Linked DNA regions of Homo sapiens: region 1 is linked to region 2. Evidence: read pairs that join two places in POLR2A ChIA-PET (ENCODE). Cell type or tissue: GM12878. All regions are shown on one strand.

Region 1 (8,000 bases), 800 kb after region 2:
CTGGCTGTCAGCCCTTTTTTTTTTTTTTTTTGATAGAGTTTCACTCTTGTCACCCAGGTTGGAGTGCAGTGGTATGATCATGGCTCACTGCAGCCTCCGTCTCTTGGGTTCAAATGATTCTCCTGCCTCAGTCTCCTGGGTAGCTGGGATTACAGGCACCTGCCACCACGCCCAGCTTATTTTTGTAGTTTTAGTAGAGACCGGGCTTCACCATGTTGGCCAGGCTGGTCTCGAACTCCTGACCTCAGGTGATCCTCCCGCCTTGGCCTCTCAAAGTGTTGGGATTACAAGTGTGAGCCACCACACCTGGCCTAGCTTTTTTTTTTTTTTTTTTTTTGAGATGAGGTCTTGCTCTGTCACCCAGGCGGGAGTACAGTGGAACGATCTTGGCTCACTGCAACCTCTGCATCCTGGGTTCAAGCGATTCTGCCACCACAGACTCCCAAGTAGCTGGGACTACAAGCATGTGCCACCACTCCTGGCTAATTATTTGTCTTTTTAGTAGAGATGGGGTTTCGCCATGTTGGCCAGGCTGGTCTTGAACTCCTGGGCTCAAGCAATCCATCCGCCTTGGTCTCCCAAAGTGCTGGGATTATAGGCATGAGCCACTGTACTGGGCTGTTATAGCCTTTTTGACAAAGAAAGTGTTCTGGAGGATGAACCACTAAACAAACAGGAAGTGTTGGCCCATCCTAGTAGGGCTCTTGAGGGAGGTTCTCTATTCTATCTCCAAATACTTTTCTTCCTGTCTCATTCCTAAGGGTCAGTCTGCAGGGCATTGAGTAATGCACTGCCCCATGTTCGCCTCCTACTGTATTGGCTCTGAGGAGGCGCGATCATTTCCCAGTCCCATTGCCCGCTGGACAAACAGGGATATTAAGGCAGCCTGTGTGTGTGCGTGTATTTTTTTTCCCCTTTGAATGTAGATATTTAAAGCCACCTCCTTTTCCAGAGCCATCACTGTACCTTACTTGAATGGTATTGGTTGATGACAGAGGCGCACTTATCATAAACTGAGAGTCCAAGAAATATTGTTCCTCATTGTTGGAGGTATTCCAAATGGTTACTGGGCAGTTATCGATGTTGTAATGGTGGTGTGGCTTTAGGTACACCTAAGTTTCAGTGTAACAAATTAAGAAGCCAACACGATGTTAGGATGTATTTACTGTCTTCAGTACGCCCTCATCCTCCCACACACCTTTTCTCTACACTTTCTCAGTAGCAAAGGTGATGTGTCCGGGCAAGCATCTATTGGAACATGAGGGAGACTGGGGGTACCTTTTTCCATGATTTTAAACATCAGTTATTATTCTGTATGCTTTGGTGCTGCGGTTATAAGTTAGTAGATGTGAGAGAACATTGGGATGGCATAAGAAGGCCGGGAAAAAATGAAAAAAACTTGTGAGACCTACAGAGTAAAAGTTTATTATTGTTATTATTATTTTGAGACAAAGTCTCGCTCTGTCGCCCAGGCTGGAGCGCAGTGGCGTGCGATTTAGGCTCACTGCAACCTCCACCTCCAGGGATCAAGTGATCCTCCTGCCTTAGCCTCCCAAGTAGCTGGGATTACAGGTGCATGCCACCACGCTCAGCTAATTTTTGTATTTTTAGTAGAGATGGGGTTTCACCATGTTGGCCAGGCTGGTTGCGAACTCCTGACCTCATGTGATCCACCCACCTTGGTCTCCCAAAGTGCTGGGATTACAGGCATGAGCCACCGCGCCCAGCCCAGAGTAAAAGTTTAAACAGCAGTAGTTCTAGAGGAAAGTCATGAGGAGTAATCTTTGCATAATTTCTAAATTCTTTTAGGGTTATCATTATGGAATATCTGTGACCCAGATGTTTTCCATCTCCTGAGAAGTGGATGAGATAAAGAAGTGTCTTACACTAAAACCCAAAAAGCAGTGGGTGTGTTTTATTTTAAATCCGAAGGATCTAAAGACTTCAGTTTAAAGAACAGTGTAGAATATAATGTAAAACCCAAAAGTCATCTTTAGAAAATAGAAGAACTGTATGTAAGCAGATAAGGAATAGTATAAACACATAATAGTGTAAGCAGGTAAAGAAAAAAATATATATATTTTTTTGAAATGGAGTCTCACTCTTGTCACCCAGGCTGGAGTGCAATGGCATGATCTTGGCTCACTGCAACCTCTGCCTCCTGGGTTTAAGCAATTCTCCTGCCTCAGCCTCCCAAGTAGCTGGGATTACAGGTGCCCGCCACCACACCTGGCTAATTTTTATATTTTTAGTAGAAACGGGGTTTCACCATGTTGGCCAGGCTGGTCTTGAACTCCAGACCTCAGGTGATTCGCCTGCCTTGGCCTCTCAAAGTGCCAGGATTACAGGCATGAACCACTGCATGTGGCCTTTTTTTTTTTTGAGAAAGGGTCTCACTTTGCTGTCCAGGCTGGAGTGTAGTGGCATGATCATGGCTCAGTGCAGCCTTGACTTGCTGTTCTCAAGTAGTCCTCCCACCTCGGCCTCCCGAGTAGCTGGGACTACAGGCATGTGCCACTACACCTGGTCAATTTTTCGTAACTGCAAATATCCTATTCCTCAGCAAACTTTCACCCCATGGTTTTAGAATCCTGTAGAGCATTTTTATATCATAAGCATTTTTGAGGTGGAGCTCTGTGTGTGTTTTCCATGCCTTAATTGAAGCTTCCTTGAGAAAATAGTTTGTACTTAATTTTTTTTTTTTTTTCATTTTTTGAGACGGAGTCTCACTCTGTTGCCCAGGCTGGAGTGCAGTGGTGCGATCTCGGCTGACTGCAACCTTTGCCTCCCAGATTCAAGTGATCCTCCCGCCTCAGTCTCCTGAGTAGCTGGGATTACAGGAATGCACCACCAAGTCTGGCTAATTTTTGTATTTTTGTAGAGATGGAGTTTCACCATGTTGCACAGGCTGGTCTCAAACTCCTGACCTGAGGTGAGCTGCCCACCTCAGCCTCCCAAAGTGCTGGGATTGCAGGCGTGAGCCATTGTGCCTGGCCTTTAATTTTTTAAATTGATAAATAATAGTTGTTTATATTTATGGGATACAATGTGATACTTCGATATATGTTTACATGTGGAATGATTAAATCAAGCTAATTAACAAATTCCTTGCCTTATATACTTATTTTTTTGTGGTGAAAACATTTAAAATCTACTCTTTTAGCAATTTTGAAATATAAAATGCATTATTATTTATTTTGTTTTGGTTTTTTTTTTTTTTGGAGACGGAGTCTCACTCTGGCGCCCAGACTGGAGTGCAGTGGCACGATCTCGGCTCACTGCAAGCTCTGCCTCCCGGGTTCACACCATTCTCCTGCCTCAGCCTCCCCAGCAGCTGGGACTACAGGTGCCCGCCACCACGCCTGGCTAATTTTTTGTATTTTTAGTAGAGACAGGGTTTCACTGTGTTAGCCAGGATGTTCTCAATCTCCTGACCTTGTGATCCGCCTGCCTTGGCGTCCCAAAGTGCTGGGATTACAGGTGTGAGCCACCGTGCCTGGCTGCATTATTATTTATTATAGTCACCATTCTGTGCAATAGATCACTAAAGCTTATTTCTCCATTCTTTTTTTTTTTCTTTTTTGTTGAGACAGAGTCTTACTCTGTTGCCAGGCTGGAGTGCAGTGGTGCGATCTCAGCTCACTGCAACCTCTGTCTCCTGGGTTCAAGGGATTCTTCTGCCTCAGCCTCCCGAGTAGCTGGGATTACAGATATGCGCCACCACACCCAGCTATTTTTTGTACTTTTAGTAGAGATGGGGTTTCACCATGTTGGCCAGGATGGTCTCGATCTCTTGACCTCGTGATCCACCCGCCTCAGCCTCCCAAAGGCTGAGATTACAGGCGTGAGCCACTGTGCCCAGCCTGTTTCTCCTTTCAAAACTGAATTTTTGTACTCGACATCTCCCTTTTTGCTCTCCACCCTCTTCTGTCCATCTCTTGTAACCACCATTCCATTCTGTACTTCTGTGAGTTCCACTCTTTTAGATTCCACAAATAAGTGAGGTCATTTGTGGTATTTGTCTTTCTCGTCTGGCTTATTTCACTTAGCATAATGTCCTCCAGGTTCAGTTTGTACTTAAAAATTATGATACAGTACTTTGTAAGCAGTAAGTACTCATATTTTTGACTGCCTGATATTATTGACTTGCCAGATGCCAAATTGCTGATTATATTTCTCATAGTGGATTTTGTCTCTCTACACTTAGAAGAATTGAGCAGATACTTACAGAAGAGTACTGTGCAAATTAGAAAACAATCATTAATTGGATGGATTAGGCATTTTGAGTAGTTCACTCAGACCACTGAGATGAGAGTATTGACCTCTGAATATTATGAAGGAATCATTAAGAACAATAGTGAAGACAAGCTCTGATCATCATCACTGAAAGAACTCGGAGTGAAATGTATAGAACCCTTCTTCCATTTTAATTTGCATTTGTGATGAAAGGAAGTTTCTAGGTGGTGCTCATCTTTCACTTTCGACTCTGACATTTTTTCATGTTGGCCATGACTCATGGGGTGTCACCTTCAGCTTCTAAGAATTAGGCCAGTTTCTTGTAGATCTTGTCATATTGCCACTCGGAGTTGAGCCGGAGGAAAGAAAGTAAGGCACAGTTGCAGTTGTTTAGACGAACATCTCAGTCAGGCTTATGAGAGGCAGTAGGGCAGAGCAGACTGTCCTCATTCTGTCTGGCATTGGTTTTCCACCTGTTCTGAAGATTTTTCTCTGAACCGTATCTTGTGCAGAGATGACAGTTTATCATAGAGTTTCCCCTACCCCCAATTTCTGGCTGATTCCTAAAATTTCATCAGTATCAAGAAAGTAATTTATTTGTACAAATTGTGTTACTTAAGAAAAACGCAACTATCCCTGCAGGGGGCTGAAAAGCCAACATCTAAATGATGGCAGCGGTGGCCTGTCTGGATGGGCTGCTGCCATGATGCCGGCTGCAGTCGGGGAGGCATGGTCTGTGCTGCACGCTCCATGGAGCCACTGGGAGCTGGGAGTAGGTGGAAGCCCTGCCCGTTTCCAAGTTGGCAGGGCGGGAGCAGCCGTGGCTACATACCCGGGCTTCCCTGTGCTTTTGGGGGCCCAGGAACCTCCCCTGCCCCTGCAGGCTTGAAGTGCCTGCTCCCACTGCCTGGCCTCTCCTTGCTCCTGGTGCCTGCTCTGATTTTGGAGCAAAGTTGAGGCCAAGCCTGGGCACTGTCATGACCTGGCTGGGTTTGCGTGTGCTAGGGGCAGTGCTGACATGCCAGCCCCCTTCTGCCTTGGCCCCCTCTGGATTTTGGGTGTCCAGCAGCACAGGAGGGGACGCCAAGGCGGAGCTGAGAGCAGCTCCATTCAGGCCTGCAGGCGCCCCTTCGTGAATAGCCTGGGCGCTGTGGACAGCAGGTTGATGACAGCAGGAGGCAGACAGGCTCCTAGGCGGAAATGGGCGGGTCCCTGGTGAAGCCCCACCTTCAAGCCAGGGATGGCCTGAAGCCTGGGGCCCAGGCTGCCAGTTCTGTGGACTGGAATGAGAACTTACGATGCTTTTTCCGGGCTGCCTGTGGCTGCCCATGGACCAATCAGCATGCACTTCCTGCCCGCTGAAGCCCGTAGAAACCCTGGACTCAGCCATACTTGATGGGATGACCTGCCTGCGGATAGGAGCTTCCCACTCCAGGTCTCCTCTCCACTGAGGGCTGCAGAGACGTCAGGATGACCTGCCTGCAGATAGGAGCTATCCACTCTGGGTCTCCTCTCCGCTGAGGGCTGCACAGATGCTGGGACGACCTGCTGCGGAAAGGAGCTACCCGCTTGGGGTCTCCTGAGGGCTGTTGTGTTGCTCAATAAAGCACCTCTTCACCTTGCTCGTCCTCCAGTTGTCCATATACCTCATTCTTCCTGGACGTGGGACAAGAACTCGGGATCTGCCAAATGGTGGGACTGAAAGAGCTGAAACACAAACAGAGCCGAAACACGTCCTCCCCTCCCCCACTGCTTGCCACGCTGTGGGCAACAGAAAGAGAGAAGAGAGGAGAGAGAAAGAGAAGAGCTGTAGCCCTTTGGGAAGCCCAGACCTAGGAGCTCCTTGAGCCAGGGCTGTGACACCCTCTTTGGAGCTCTGTGGTTCCTGGCCTCTCCAAGCTTCTGGGCAGCACCATGTTCCCCAGTGCCTGCAGTGGAAGCTGCTTGTAGTACGCCTGGTTCAGCTGCAGCCTCTCAGGGAGCTGGCGCCTCGAGCTGCTCACCCCCTGGCAGCTGGCGTGCCTGGCTGTGCGCAGTGGCCGGACCCTGTGCTGGCTCGCCTGTGCACCTCTTGCCGCTCCGTGCCTGGCTTGTCCTTGGCATGCATGGAATCTGTGCTGGTAACACAAGCTGAGCATAGCCTACCAGGCTGAGTGGACGGAACGAGCCCGGCGGGCCTGAGCAAAACTCAGGCAAAGGTGCCACTGGCCACAGAGGTTTCTGGCTAGCGAAGTGACACCCCAAGTATTCTGTGACTTAAACATGAAATACAGAATATTCAGAACTTTGCTGTAATAGCTAGTTGCTAGAAACTCTCTGCTAAATGAGACAATAATAAATAAGTTCCTTTGGGGGAAGGAGAATCCCTGAGGGGGTTTTAATAGCTGGAAACTGTGAACAAGCTTGAGGTGTTAAGACCCTGAAAGAGGAAAGGGAAATGAGTACTGAGAAAAGAAGGGGAAGGGCCAGGTGCAGTGGTTCACACCTGTAATTCCAGCACTTTGGGAGGTCGAGGTGGGTGGATCACCTGAGGTCAGGAGTTCAAGACCAGCCTGGCCAACATGACAAAACCCTGTCTCTACTAAAAATACAAAAATTGGCTAGGCGCCATGGCTCACGCCTGTAATTTCAGCACTTTTGGAGGACGAGGCAGGTGGATCACGAGGTCAGGTGTTCGAGACCAGCCTGGCCAACATAGGGAAACCCTGTCTCTACTAAAAATACAAAAAATTAGCCAGGCGTGGTGGTGGGTGCCTGTAATCCCACCTACTCAGGAGGCTGAGGCAGGAGAATCGCTTGAACCTGGGAGGCGGAGGTTGTAGTGAGCCGAGATGGTGCCACTGCACTCTAGCCAGGGTGACGGAGTGAGACTCTTTCTCAAAAAAAAAAAAAAGGAAAGAAGGAGAAGGACATTTAAAAAATACATTATGCTGGTCCTAGCTATTCTGGAGGCTCAGATGGGAGGATTGCTTAAGCTCAGGAGTTTGAGGCTACAGTGTGCTATGATTATGGCTGTGAGAGCCGAGATCGTGCCACTGCACTCTAGCCAGGGTGACAGAGTGAGACTCTTTCTCAAAAAAAAAAAAAAGGAAAGAAGGAGAAGGACATTTAAAAAATACATTATGCTGGTCCTAGCTATTCTGGAGGCTCAGATGGGAGGATTGCTTAAGCTCAGGAGTTTGAGGCTACAGTGTGCTATGATTATGGCTGTGAGAGCCGAGATCGTGCCACTGCACTCTAGCCAGGGTGACAGAGTGAGACTCTTTCTCAAAAAAAAAAAAAAGGAAAGAAGGAGAAGGACATTTAAAAAATACATTATGCTGGTCCTAGCTATTCTGGAGGCTCAGATGGGAGGATTGCTTAAGCTCAGGAGTTTGAGGCTACAGTGTGCTATGATTATGGCTGTGAGAGCCGAGATCGTGCCACTGCACTCTAGCCAGGGTGACACAGTGAGACTCTTTCTCAAAAAAAAAAAAAGGAAAGAAGGAGAAGGACATTTAAAAAATACATTATGCTGGTCCTAGCTATTCTGGAGGCTCAGATGGGAGGATTGCTTAAGCTCAGGAGTTTGAGGCTACAGTGTGCTATGATTATGGCTGTGAGTAGCCACTGCGCTCCAGCCTGGACAACCTAGCAAGACCCCTAAAAAAATAAAAACAATAAAAAAGTAAATAAAAACCATTATGCTACTCCACAATTTTCATGCAAGTAACTCTGGTGAAGTGGTCACTGAAATCTATAGAACTTTTAGAGTTAAGAAATTC
Region 2 (8,000 bases):
GTTTCTCATTAACATGTCTAACATTCATTTGGCTATTTTGAAATACATGTGGAAATTATGTATTTAGATATTTAATATATGTATCATGAATTTATGATATTTTATCAATTCTTACACTGTCTCTCTTGCGATATAGCATTAATGACAGTAAGTATTAAATGTAGTACTTCTGATTGAAAATACAGAGAAACTGGAGGTAGCAAGTCTTCAGTTTTGTGTTTTCCCTACACATTTTTGTCTTGGTTGCTTGTGCTATTTTTTTCACTTTTAATAAGTTCTTCACCTGGAGGATATTAAATGTGATACAACTAATACTTTCTTAACTAACAAGCATTTCTCTCTGTCCTATATTATGATATCTTTATGATATCTCATTTTGGCTAACTGCAAAGATAATAAGAATCAGACATTTTAAACTTCATGTTTCTTTTGGTTGTTTGCTGTGAAACTGACTCTGACCACTATAGATGCAGTAAGAGGGATGAATAAACTTTTATAAAAAACACATCAGTTGTATCAGATATAAAAATTATTGCTAAATTCAAAACCATTGATTCTTATGAACGAAAAGATTTAGTTTTTCCCTAAATTAGATTACCATAATTTTTTTCACTAAAACACTTTCTCGTCTATCTCCTTTCTAAAATTTGGATTTGAACAAAGATTTTTATTCAAATAATGCTACTTGACAGTTTATAAAATAGTTATAAGCCCAGATTTCTCCATAATACTTTTTCTGTCCATTGAATTTTTAACTTCTACTTAGAGTTCTCTTTTATCTAGTTCCTCAGAGCCTTCAAACTTTAAGATTGAAATCAAGACAGTCTGCTTGGCTAATGAACTGTGAACTTATTAATCCTGAATTAATTATATGAAAAGGTAAAAATGAAAGTTTAACCTTGTTTTTATAAAGATCTTTATCAAAATAAGTCTTCTCAAGTCATAGAATTTGAGCTAAAAGTCACTTTAATCTACTTCACTTTTTTTTTTTTTTAATTTAAAGAAAAGGTCTCACTCTATCACCCAGGTTGGAATGCAATGGTATGATCATAGCTAATCATTGCAGCCTCAAACTCCTGGGTTCAAGTGATTCTCCTGCCTCAGCCTCCCAAGTAGCTGAGACTACAGTCGCACACCACTGCTCCCAGCTAATTTTTTTTTTTTTTTTTTTGAGATGGGGTTTCGCCATGTTGCCTAGGCTGATTTTGAACTCCTGGCCTCAAGCGATCCTCCTGCCTCAGCCTACCAAAGGGCTGGGGTTACAGATGTGAGCCACCACACCTGGCTGCTTCACCTTAATTACCTGGCATCACATGCTTAAAATAAGGGCATGCCAAAAACACACTGTTCTTGTCAATATACTTCAAAATAATGAATAATACAGCATCTTAAGATGTGTATAAACTCATAAAAATCAGAACAAAAAAATCTATTCTTTATATTTTTCCCTTCCCCCTCCAAAAAATAATAATTCTTAGTGTCACTGGTAGGTAAGCCCGTTTCCTTCAAAACATGAATGCCTATGACAGAGAAATGACAAAAGAAGCTATTTCTGTTTAATAGCCTCATCGTTCTTGTGCTACATGCTCTTAAATCTATGAATGCACAAATGAGACATTCAAGGAAAAACTTGTTTCCAACATGTGCAATAAGAGACATCAAATCAACTGCTCAACTCCACGTTACAATTATGTATAAACTGTTAGAATCTTAATTGCCTTGTGGCTTTGGTGGACACCAAACTTTTTATTCCCTATGAAGGACGTGGTGCCAATGATTGGATGTGGTTCTACATTATTTATGTGTACTTTTTTTTAATAAGTAGAGTAGAACTTAAGAATAAATAAGTCAGTACTGATAGCATTCACGTTGGTCAGGAGACTTCAGTACTGAAGCATTCACGTTGGTCAGGAGACTTCTGACTCTTCTTGCTTGGCTAAGAGATGGCATTGATAAGTCTCTTGCTGGACTCTGTGTGCTTGATGGACCTTTTAGTTTTCTTCCCATTTTCTGGCTCATAAGCATTTAGTTACCTTTTATCCTCTTCCAAGAATATGTATATGTGTATATATAAATATATATATATTTGTTTTTTAAATATTCAGCATTAGCAACTTTCTCATAATCATTTTGGTTTACTTTTTAAATAATGACTTTTCTGTTAGCTCATCGTAGCCACAAAAAAAGAGATAAAGGAATAACTGTGGTCAGGCCAAAATAAAATGAAGATAATGAATAAAATGTAATTGAGCAGCAAAGTAACATTAAATAACTTTTGCTGTAGAGCACTTAATACTTGAAAATTTTTCTGGAAAAACATGGATTAGTATAAACAAATGTTAGCTTGGTTTGTACTGTAGTAGTAACTGATTTGCCTTTTTTTGTCAAGTAGCATTTTTATTTTTAGGTATAAATGAACTATGCTGTCTGAAATTCTTAAGTATTTTCAGTTGCAAAATGTTAGAATTTATACAAAAGTAGAAATTCACTTTATATGAGATTAAAGTAAAAATCATATACAAACTGCACACTGTGGTCATAGGAGTCAGCTTCCACAGAGCTGCTAGGCTGGGCCTTTGTACACACAGACAGTAGACATCCCTTTGTTTTGCCCCTCCTTCTCTTCTTCAGCAGTCATTCAATGACAAGCGTAAAAAGAACCTCTTTTCCCGAAAATTCCCCTTCTACAAGAACAAGGACCAGAGTGAGCAGGAAACAAGTGATGCTGACCGTAAGTATGTGGATCCAGTGGTCAACTGAAAATAAAATGGAGAGGGACCTACTGCCCTGCAGTTGGTTGTTACCATGGAGACAGTTTCAAGAGCTGCAGCAGGTTGCTAATTGTCTTCAAGGGCAACTTAACAGTTATAAATTAATTTGTATGCCGATCTTAACTTTTTCTGGCACCTTAGGAATTCTTAATTTAAAGCAAACATTATTTTTCAGTTATATGTTTATAACTTGAACATATAAATATGTATAAATGCAGTTATTTGAAGGAAAGATTTTTATGAAAAACACATTCATACATTCAAAGAATATTTTAGAGGAAGAACATGAATACATGAGAAGCTACCTGTTGATTTCTAGGTATAACATGGCGAGTCTGATAACTGGATTCTCTGGAATCATTACATTTTACCCTATTTCTTCATTATATGTAGACAATCTGGATTTTACTTTTAAAATAGCAAGAAATGGTCTAAAATTTTGCTTCTGTACCTGAATCAGCCTTCATGCTAGAACTTTCATTCTTTTGGTAGATTACAGTTAGCAGCTAGCTCATTTCAAAGTTCTAGAAATATGTAAAAATGCTCTGTAAGATATATGTACCTGTAATGGTCTTGGAACTGTCTCTTACTGTAGCACCAATTTTATGCATTACTGACAACTATTTTCTTTGATTATCTTTTTATTGCTTGCTCTCTGGGGACTACCCTCTACAGGAGATCCCTGACGACATGGGATCAAAAGGCCTGAGTAAGTGATCAAAATACTCCCAAGTTATTTTTTAACCTCCATCTGCAGACCTACCTTATTCAGATACATTTTGAGATTCATGGTAGTGCCTTTCTGGCATAAGGAGGTGTATGATTTAGATTGCTTTTAGAATTTTCATGTTTATCACATGCTTGGGACTTTATTTCTGTAATACATAACTTTTTGTTTTTATTTTTCACATGTCATTTGAAAAATTCTCTTGCTCGTAACTATATTTTCCTTTTTGTAATTTTTACGACAGTTACTTTTGCTAGGAACTTTTAAAATATAAAAACTTTTAAGATTTTTTTAAATGTACCCTCATTATTAGAATGTAGAAATATGCTTCCTTGGAGTTTTATGTTCCCCTTTTTTTTGTTAAAATAATTTAAAATAATTTTGATTATGTGTTAGAAAAGCATTACTATAAAAGTATAAAGCACAATAGAATACTACGCAAGTAGCAGTTTATTGAGGGGATAGGTTGTGTATCTCTTTTTTTTTTTTTTTTTTTTTTTTGAGAAAGTTATAAGTTACCACAAGAGTATAAGAACTATTTTGTTTTTCCTTTAGCTAAGATGTTGCCTTTGTTTTTGGTTTTTGTTGCTGCTGTTCTTGTTTAATTTTCTAGCTAGTTACTTAATCTTCATGTAAAGCTTCACACAGGGTCTAGTATGTAGAAGACATTCAATAAATGTTGGCATGAATGAATGAAGCAAGAAGCCATTTTAGCAAATAAAATTTTTAATTTGCATGTTTTCAAATTGCTTAACTGAAAATTTACCAAACATTACTGAGTAACTTTAGGTGACAGTGAGTGATAGAAGTAATCTTTTAATCTAATATTTTCTAAATGGTTCTTTCTATTTAGATTATTAAATATTTTGAAAACTTCTTTGTCATTCATTGATCATTAAGCCTATAGCCAGTATCTTTTAACTTTCTAAGACCTACATTAATAAACATTAAATTTTACATAAGACATTTTTCTGATTTATGCTTTTATGCTGAAATTTTAATCTAAACTGCAGGTACTTTTATTTCAACCATAGTGATTTAAGTTTGTATTAGATTGAAGACAGTATGTTTATTTACAACTCTTTCTGTTAGACACACTTTGTTATTTTTGCATGTGCCTTTATAGGATTTAGTAAGGGCCACAGATTTCCTATCACTAGTGACACCCTTACATTTGGGGAAAATTATCAATGAAAACCTCTAAAATTGGACCATACTACCACAGTTTATGTATGCTATAGAATTTATTTTGAGATTGATAACATACTTTAGAGGTGGTATGGATCAACAAATGGACCCACAGATTTTTCTTATATGTTAAGTGAACAGAGACATAGGAAACTCATAGAAAAAGAAACTAAATGAAGAATTTGGTTCCCATATTGATGTTATAATAGATGATCATTATACCTTGACCCTCTTTCTCTGGTTCTGATTGAAGATTGAGACTTTGGAAGAGAAATAATATGAAAAATGGTAACTGATTATCAGACGACGTTATTCAGAAAAAGATTTTATTTTCTGGAGAGTGACCTAAGATCTCTTGAATAATAGATTTCTGTGCTTCATCTCACAGGAATTAAAAGAATTTATTCACCTGGTAACTTGATCATCAGATCAAGATTTTATTCACAAAATGTTGGAGAAGACAGAAAAATATCAGTAAAATTCTAAAACTGGATATGATGGAGGTTATCACATAAAATAGATGATATAAGGCAGTTGACAAGGTGCCCATGATTATGTAGTAGTAAATACTGGGAAGAAGGATGTGTTCAAGGACGTTACTTGTGGCCTCAGTTACTTACATTCTGAAGTTAAGAATGTAGGGAATAAACTAAGCAAAATCTTGAGAGACTTTAATATAAGAAAATAAGTGCAACTTAATGTAGGTAGTCATCAGGCCTTATTGGAACAAAACTCAAAAAGAACCCAAAAAAGAAGGTTAAGTTATTCCAGAGAACCGAACCTATTGAAGAGAAATGGAATAACACTGAATATCAAGAAAAAAAAAATGTATATCTGCTGTAAATTCACACAACCTATGAAAAATGGGGTATTTAATTGAAGAGCAGACAGAGAAACAGAAGTGATACCATAGAACGCTTTGTGTAGACCTGAATTCATTTGTTCTTTATTCTGAGAAGAAGAGAGTCAAATAAATTATTGATTTCCCTGTTAACAGTAGAGAAAACAGTGAGAGAAATCGTCTTATCAAACCTAATTTTGCTAAACAGAACTAATGAGAGTACAATGGAAGTTTGGGAGAATGCAGCTAAGTCATCATTTGCGAAAAGCTAGAAATAAAAACCCGTGCCGCTTTCATGCTTTAAGGGAGGTAATTTTGAAAAAGCTCAAGGGACTAAAACTAGGTAAGATTCCTTTAACAGAGACTGAAAGGAAACATAACTCAATAAAAGATACATAAGGTGCTCAGAAGTAAAATTATGACATAAGATTTGAGACAAGGTTTGTTCTTATTACATGTAGGCTTTCCATTTTTACAACTTTCCATGTTGTACAACACCTCAAAAATTTCCTCAGGCACGTAGGTTTCCTGTTACATATGTCTTTTCTTTCTTCTCACTTTAAAGACGTACGCATAGTTGTGCAGAGCTTCTAAATGCCAAAAACAGACTTATTTTCATTTGCATTACGAATAAGATGTAAGAGTAGTTTCATTGCTTCAGATTGATGATGTAGTATTAGAGGAGAGCAGAAGAGAAACATGATGTACTGTATCAGGAAGAAGCATTTGAGTACAATGATAAAACTTGGTTAGAGAGATTTGAGATAGATCTGTTCATCAAACATCATAAACAGGCTGGGCGCGGTGACTCACGCCTGTAATCCCAGCACTTTGGGAGGCTGAGGCCAGCAGATCACCTCAGGTCAGGAATTCGAGACCAGCCTGGCCAACATGGCAAAACCCCGTCTCTACTAAAAGTACAAAAATTAGCAAGGCATGGTGGTGCACACCTGTAATCCAAGCTACTCGGGAGGGAGGCTGAGGCAGGAGAATCACTTGAACCCGGGAGGTGAAGGTTGCAGTAAGCCGAGATCACGCCACTGCTCTCCAGCCTGGGTGACAGAGCAAGACTCAGGTTTTTTTTTTGTTTTTTTGTTTTTTTTTTTTTTAAGACAATCATAAACAAAAATAAAAACTTGAAGAATTTATTTGTACCATGTATGTCACAAGGATAATATCTTTATAAGTTTTTAACAGGTAATAAGAAATAAGCTAACTCTCCATTAGAAAACTGGGCAAGAGTGCTCAGAAGATAAGCAAATGAAATAAGCATATAAAAAATGTTTAATTTCCCTAGTAGTGATAAGCAAAATGTTTTACCTGTCACTTTGGCAGACTTTTGTTTAAAAAGAAAACCCATGACGGAGAGAGTGCTGCTAAATGCCTGCTTTTAATGTATTACAAGTAAATAATGTATTACAAGTAAATGTATGGGAGTGTAAATTGGCACAGCCTTCCTGAAAAAGCACATCTTTTGACCCACTAAATCCTCTTCAAAGAATTTATCCTAAGGATGTAATTAGAGATGGAGACAAAGCCTTATATATCAGAATGCTTATTATAATATTATTGAGTAATAACAGCAAAAATAAAAAAAACCGTGGTAAAATGTCTTACAGTTGGGAAGTGCCTAATGAAGTATGATTTATCCATACTATGTAATATTACATAACCATCAAAAATCATATTTAAAGATAATGACATGGGGAAATGCTTACTATCTATGAAAAAAGTAAAATATGAAACTGCATATATTGTCTCAGTCTTATATGTTTGGAGCTATTTTAAATAGTGTTGCTTTGAACATTCTTATACATGTCTTGTGGTAAGCATATATATGCCTTTCTGTTGGGGAAATATCTAGGAAAGGAATTGCTGGGTCGTATAGATACACATTTGTCCAGCCTTAGTAGCTATTGCCAATTAGTTTTCTAGTTTTACCAGTTTGCCCATTCCTAGCGCATGAACTCCCATTGCTGCATATCATTATCGATGCTTGACATGTCTGTTTTGTGTTTTCATTTTAGCCATTCTGGTGGATGGCAGAGACACTCTTTGTGGTTATAATTTGCATTTCCCTGACAAGTAATTAACTTGAACACTTTTCTATATGTTTATTGGTTATTTGACTGTCTTCTTTGGTAAAATGCTTTGAAGAGGAACATTTTCAATTATCAGAAGAAAAACATTTTATTTTTCTAATAACATTCCAAACAATTATGATGACGCTATTCTAAGGACCATACTTTGAGTAGTGAGGCTTTATTGTAGAAGAGCTAAGTGAAATGATATTTGAAAGAACCTGCAGAATTTGATTGTGGCGTAGCTTTTGGCAGTCTTAGAGGGTTTGAGGTGAGTAGGAGAAATCTCAAAAAAAAAAAAAAAAGACAGTGAAGAGATTTTGGTAACTTAAACTTTTTATTATATAAATATCAGATATATTCAATAGTAGAAAAGTAGTAAAAATAAACCC

The links. ChIA-PET counts read pairs that join two places held together with the same protein. Peaks named below come from ENCODE experiments on the same cell type or tissue, not always from the same donor. Only the 100,000 strongest peaks of a DNase experiment are listed, where the experiment ranks them.
Region 1: POLR2A ChIA-PET joins it to region 2 with 12 read pairs; 2 of 35 experiments call an interaction of 5 or more read pairs at or near these places.

What each region holds. Positions count from the first base shown.
Region 1 is chr3:196,271,318-196,279,317 of GRCh38, reverse strand. All of the region lies in intron 1 of PCYT1A (phosphate cytidylyltransferase 1A, choline), which reads left to right. Among named protein-coding and RNA genes, the nearest start is that of PCYT1A, 12 kb to the left of the region's middle. RefSeq lists enhancers at 1-318, 4,357-4,566, 5,735-6,234. In GM12878, no CTCF peak of the experiment used is centred here; a DNase peak (open chromatin) is centred at 4,527; H3K4me3 peaks cover 1,003 bases; H3K27ac peaks cover 2,277 bases.
Region 2 is chr3:197,071,317-197,079,316 of GRCh38, reverse strand. DLG1 (discs large MAGUK scaffold protein 1) reads left to right here. Exons shown (of 25, transcript NM_001366207.1): 18 at 2,632-2,731. Among named protein-coding and RNA genes, the nearest start is that of MELTF, 46 kb to the right of the region's middle. RefSeq lists a silencer at 1,803-2,003. In GM12878, no CTCF peak of the experiment used is centred here; no DNase peak of the experiment used is centred here.